Linked DNA regions of Homo sapiens: region 1 is linked to region 2. Evidence: read pairs that join two places in POLR2A ChIA-PET (ENCODE). Cell type or tissue: A673. All regions are shown on one strand. Region 1 overlaps LOC124907974 (a long non-coding RNA gene). Region 2 overlaps ABCA12 (ATP binding cassette subfamily A member 12).

The links. Peaks named below come from ENCODE experiments on the same cell type or tissue, not always from the same donor. Only the 100,000 strongest peaks of a DNase experiment are listed, where the experiment ranks them.
Region 1: POLR2A ChIA-PET joins it to region 2 with 11 read pairs; 2 of 35 experiments call an interaction of 5 or more read pairs at or near these places.

The regions. Positions count from the first base shown.
Region 1 is chr2:215,177,328-215,179,827 of GRCh38, forward strand. LOC124907974 (a long non-coding RNA gene) reads right to left here. Exons shown (of 2, transcript XR_007088074.1): 2 at 1-2,014. Among named protein-coding and RNA genes, the nearest start is that of ABCA12, 40 kb to the left of the region's middle. In A673, no CTCF peak of the experiment used is centred here; a DNase peak (open chromatin) is centred at 994.
Region 2 is chr2:215,035,784-215,038,283 of GRCh38, forward strand. ABCA12 (ATP binding cassette subfamily A member 12) reads right to left here. Exons shown (of 53, transcript NM_173076.3): 8 at 1,170-1,282. Among named protein-coding and RNA genes, the nearest start is that of ABCA12, 100 kb to the right of the region's middle. In A673, no CTCF peak of the experiment used is centred here; no DNase peak of the experiment used is centred here.

The sequences.
Region 1 (2,500 bases), 140 kb after region 2:
TCCCCTTCGCTTTCTGCCATGATTGTAAGTTTCCTGAGGCCTCCCCAGCCATGCTTCCTGTTGAGCCTGTGGAACTGTGACCCAATTAAACCTCTTTTGCTTATAAATTACCCAGTTGTGGTGTTTCTTTACAGCAGTGTGAAAACAGACTAATACAGGCTCTTTCTTGGTTCTGTACAAATTTTAGGATTTTTTTTCTGTTTCTATAAAAAATGACATTGATATTTTGATAGCAATTGCATTGAATCTATAGATGGCTTTGGGTAGTATGGGCATTTCAACACTGTTAATTTTTCTGATCCATGCGCATGAGATGTCTTTCCATTTGTTTGTGTCCTCTTCAGTTTATTTTATCAGTGTTTTGTAGTTTTCCTTGTAGTCATTCATCCACTTGGGTAAATTTATTCCTAGGTATTTTTTGTAGCTATTGTAAATGGTATTGCCTTCTTGATTTTTTTTCAGCTAGTTCATTATTGGTGTATAGAAATATTACTAATTTTAATTATTGATTTTGTATCCTGAGACTTTACTGAATTTCTTAGTTTTAAGAGTTTTTTGGTGGGGTTTTTGGTTTGTGAAGAGTTTTTATCATGAAGACAAGTTGAATTTTATCAAATGCTTTTTTTTGCATCTTTTGAGATGATCATATGGTTTTTGTCCTTCATTATTGTATTAGTCTTTTCTCACACTGCTATAAAGAACTACCTGAGACTGGGTAACTCATAAAGAAAAGAGGTTTAATTGAATCACAGTTTCACAGGCTGTGCAGGAGGCATGGCTAGGGAGGCCTGAGGAAACTTATAATCATGGTGGAAGTCGAAGGGGAAGCAAGCATAATCTTCACACGGCAGAGCAGGAGAGACAGCATCTGGTATCATAGAATGAGTTAGGGGTAATTCCCTCCTCTTCAACTTTTTGGAATAGTTTCAGGAAAATTAGCATTAATTCTTTATACATTTGGTACAATTTGGCAGTGAAGCATCTGGTCTTCGGCTTTTCTTTCCTCAGAGACTTTTTATTACTGGTTTAATCTTGTTACTCATTGGTCTGTTCAGGTTTTCTATTTTTTTTCTGATTCAACCTTAGAAGATGGTATGTGTTCAGGAATTTATCCATTTCCTCTAGGTTTTCCGGTTTGTTAGTGCATAGTTGTTCATAATAGTCTCTAATGAGACTATTCATTTCATTAATCCTTTGTATTTTTTTTTTTTTTTTTTTTGAGATGGAGTCTTGCTCTGTCGCCCAGGCTGGAGTGCAGTGGCTCAATCTCGGCTCACTTCAAGCTCCGCCTCCGAGGTTCACGCCATTCTCCTGCCTCAGCCTCCCGAGTAGATGGGACTACCAGGTGCCCACCAACACGCCCGGCTAATTTTTTGTATTTTTAGTAGAGACGGGGTTTCACCGTGTTAGCCAGGATGGTCTCGATCTTCTGACCTCGTGATCCGCCCGCATCGGCCTCCCAAAGTGCTGGGATTACAGGCGTGAGCCACAGTGACCGGCCTGTATTGTTTTTTTAAGTCTCTATTTTATTTAGTTCTGCTCTGATCTTTATCGTTTCTTTCCTTCCACTAATCTTGGATGTGGTTTGTTCTTGCTTTTCAAGTTCCTTGAGGTGCATCATTAGACTGTTTATTTGAAATCTTCCATTTTTCTGATGTAGGTATTACTGCTACAAATGTCCATCTTAGCACTGCTTTTGCTATATCCCATAGTTTTGGGTATGCTGTGTTTCAATTTTCTTTTGTTTCAATACATTTTTAAAATTTTCTCTCTTAATTTCTTCATTGACCCAGTGGTTATTCAGGAGCACGTTGTTTAACTTCCATGTATTTGTATCATTTCCAAAGTTACTCTTATTGATTGCTAGTTTTAGTCCACTTTTATTCCAGTTTTATTAATAGTGGAAAACTTCCCGAGTCTAGCAGGATGTTTACACATCTGGATACAAGAAGCTCAGAGATTCTCAAATATTTATAATGCAAAAAGACATTCTCCACAGCACATTATAGTCAAGCTGTAAAAAGTCAAAAATAAAGAGAATTGTAAAAACAGTAAGAGAAAAGTATCTAGTCACCTGTAAGGGAATCTAATCAGATTAACAGTAAAGATACTTGCTCTGAGTACATACTTGATGTGATTTTGATTTTTAAAAAATTTGCTGAGACTTCTTTTGTGAACTAATGTGATTTATCCTGGAGAATGTTTCATGTGCTAATTAGACGAATGTGTATTTTGTAGCCATTGGAAACAGTAAAGGTTAAGTTCATTGGTCTAAAGTCCAGTTTAAGTTCAGTGTTTCTTTTTTGTTTTCTGTCCACATGACCTGTCTATTGCTGCGAATGGGGTGTTGAAGTCCCCCACTATTATTGTACATTGTATTGGAGTCTATTTTTTCCTTTACATCTAGTAATATAATTTTTTTTTTGAGGCCGAGTCTCATTCTGTTGCCCAGGCTGGAGTGCAGTGGTGTGATCTCGGCTCACCACAACCTTTGCCTTCT
Region 2 (2,500 bases):
TCCCTGCTTAATAAGAAATCCTGCTTACTTCTCCAGCTTTTGAAGCACAGGTGAGCTTTGTACTTAAAATTTTTAAAAATGTAACTTTATTACTTTACTTTATATTAATTATAAAGGATGAGTCTGAAGATAAAAAGGAAAGGGTAATAAGGAGAACCATTAAGTTCTTAAGCCTTTAAAATGCAAATATGAAAAGAAAACAGAGGAAATAATTATGTTTGTTAGCACATTGTCTGGTTTTCTAGCCTAAACTTTTTTTTTAAGAGTAATCCTGTTTTTCTAATGGACGTCAAGACCATCAAATTTAATAACAGTCAATCCTGCAAGCTAACCATCAATTCTGAAACTGTAGATATAAAAAATGCTCTAGACTAACAGAAAATGGCATCCAAGAGTATTGTTGGACCCTCCAGTGAGAATTCTTCAAAGCCTTCACAGGCATGCTTTCTTTTTATATGAAAATTGATATTTCAATACTATGTAATGAACAATCAGATTTTGACCTGATGATCTCAGGATGCTTATTTTGTAATCTAAAGGTAAAAGTTGAAATATGTAAAAGCTGACAAACTCAGCTGAGAAAGCATAATTCTAAATTTATTCACCAGAGATAAATTGTTAACCAAACTTGGCAAGTAGGGATTTATTCCTTACATCTCCAAACCTTTGTCTGTATGTGTCTGTGTGTATGTAGCTGTATGTCTCCATGTGAGTGTAGACAGTACCATTCTAGATATGCCAAAGGGACATTTTGTGACTCACTACCAACATGTTATACCTTGTCTTACTGGAAAATCAAAATTTGAAAATGAATTTTAAAATACTGCAATTCACTTTAGGCATTTGTTTCAAATAATAAGGTAGAAATCGATTTGTTGAGGCATAGTCCCTGATTTTTTTTTTCTATACCAAGTATAAACATAGTTTTACAAGCTAACAGAGATCATTTTCACCTAACTAAAAACCCTAGAAAGCCACAGTTCCCTCTTCTTGGCCATTTCTCCCTTTCTCCACACTTTGATTAACTCGAGATCCAGATTTATTCATAGCATATGTCCCCACCTAAGAATAATATCATCTCTACATGATTACTTTCATTGCACTCTGCTTTATATTTCCAATGGGCTTTGTGACACTGAATTTAACACAGTAAGATGGAAATATAATACCTTGAGCTGGGGAGTCCAGAGTGTACAGCAGATGTTTAACAGACTTCTGGAGGGTTCTGAAACCTTCGTTAGTTGCAAAACGTGGATAAACCTTCTGCACAACCAGCAGCACACTAAGGAGTCAAAAAGCAATTAAACCAGATTCTGTTTCAAGGTTTGCAGACAGAAACAAAAGATTATTCAAGGAGAAAATGGCTACAGTATAAATTATTCTTATAATATAAAAGACAAGATGCTACTTTTTGTAATTTAATTACTTGTTTGTCTGTTCATGCACAAAATCTCAACAAAATATTCTTAACCAGACAGAGCAGTTTATGTTTCTAGGTTTCTAAAACATCAGGAATCACCAGCCTTAAAGTAATGGAGCAAGGTTCCCATCAATTTTTTTCTAAGACTTAGAAATAAGTAGTTAGGAAAAGCAACTTTCAATTAAAGAATACATCTTTTTTTAGCTAAAAAGAAAAATTAAATATTAGAAAGTATTTTCATTAAAAACCAAACCCAAATAAAGGATCTAGTTTCAGGAATAATTATTATTTAAGCATTTATAATATTTATCTTTTGCTAAACAGATAGTAATGTTTTTGAAGAAGAAAATGGAGCTTGCCCTAATTAAAGACTATATTCTATCTTCTAAGTGGTCTATAGGCACTATTCCAGAGGTAGTTCAAAATTAATATCCATACTCTGTTTCTATAGCTTTTATGTTACCGATAAGATGGGCAGTCTACACTGGGGATAGAAAATCAGAAAATTCAGTTATGCTTGAGTTCATCCTGTATTTGGAAAACGCAATTAGTTTCTCAAAACATGTCTTTTAGTTCCTTTATAGCCATTAGTGCATTTTAAAGAAATATTGTTATTGCACATGCATTTCTACATTATATAAGTACTGTGATTTGTATCAACAGTTGAGTCAATGCTTTAGTTAAGTAGTAGGCTTTTGTTAAAAATTTGACATTGTGAAGTTAAATGTAGTACAAATTAGCTAATAGTAATTTTTCCCTATCTAGTTTCTTAGTAAACTCAATGTGTATTCCAGCAATAGATAGTATTTGTGTACACTTTCATGGCATTCTATAATGTTTTTGGAATTTTTGAAATTTAGATTAAGATGATGTTAATTTTAGTCCCCTAGATATGAATGATAGCTGTTTAGAGAACTAAATTTTAGGTGCCATCTGGGTAGTTCCTAGTATAAAATAAGGATATACATGTGGATATGTGTGTATGTTTATAAACATACATAAAAATATATGCATATATATTTTCTAACATTTAGTTTTCTAATAATTCTATAAAATCTATTTATTTGTCCAGTTTTGCAG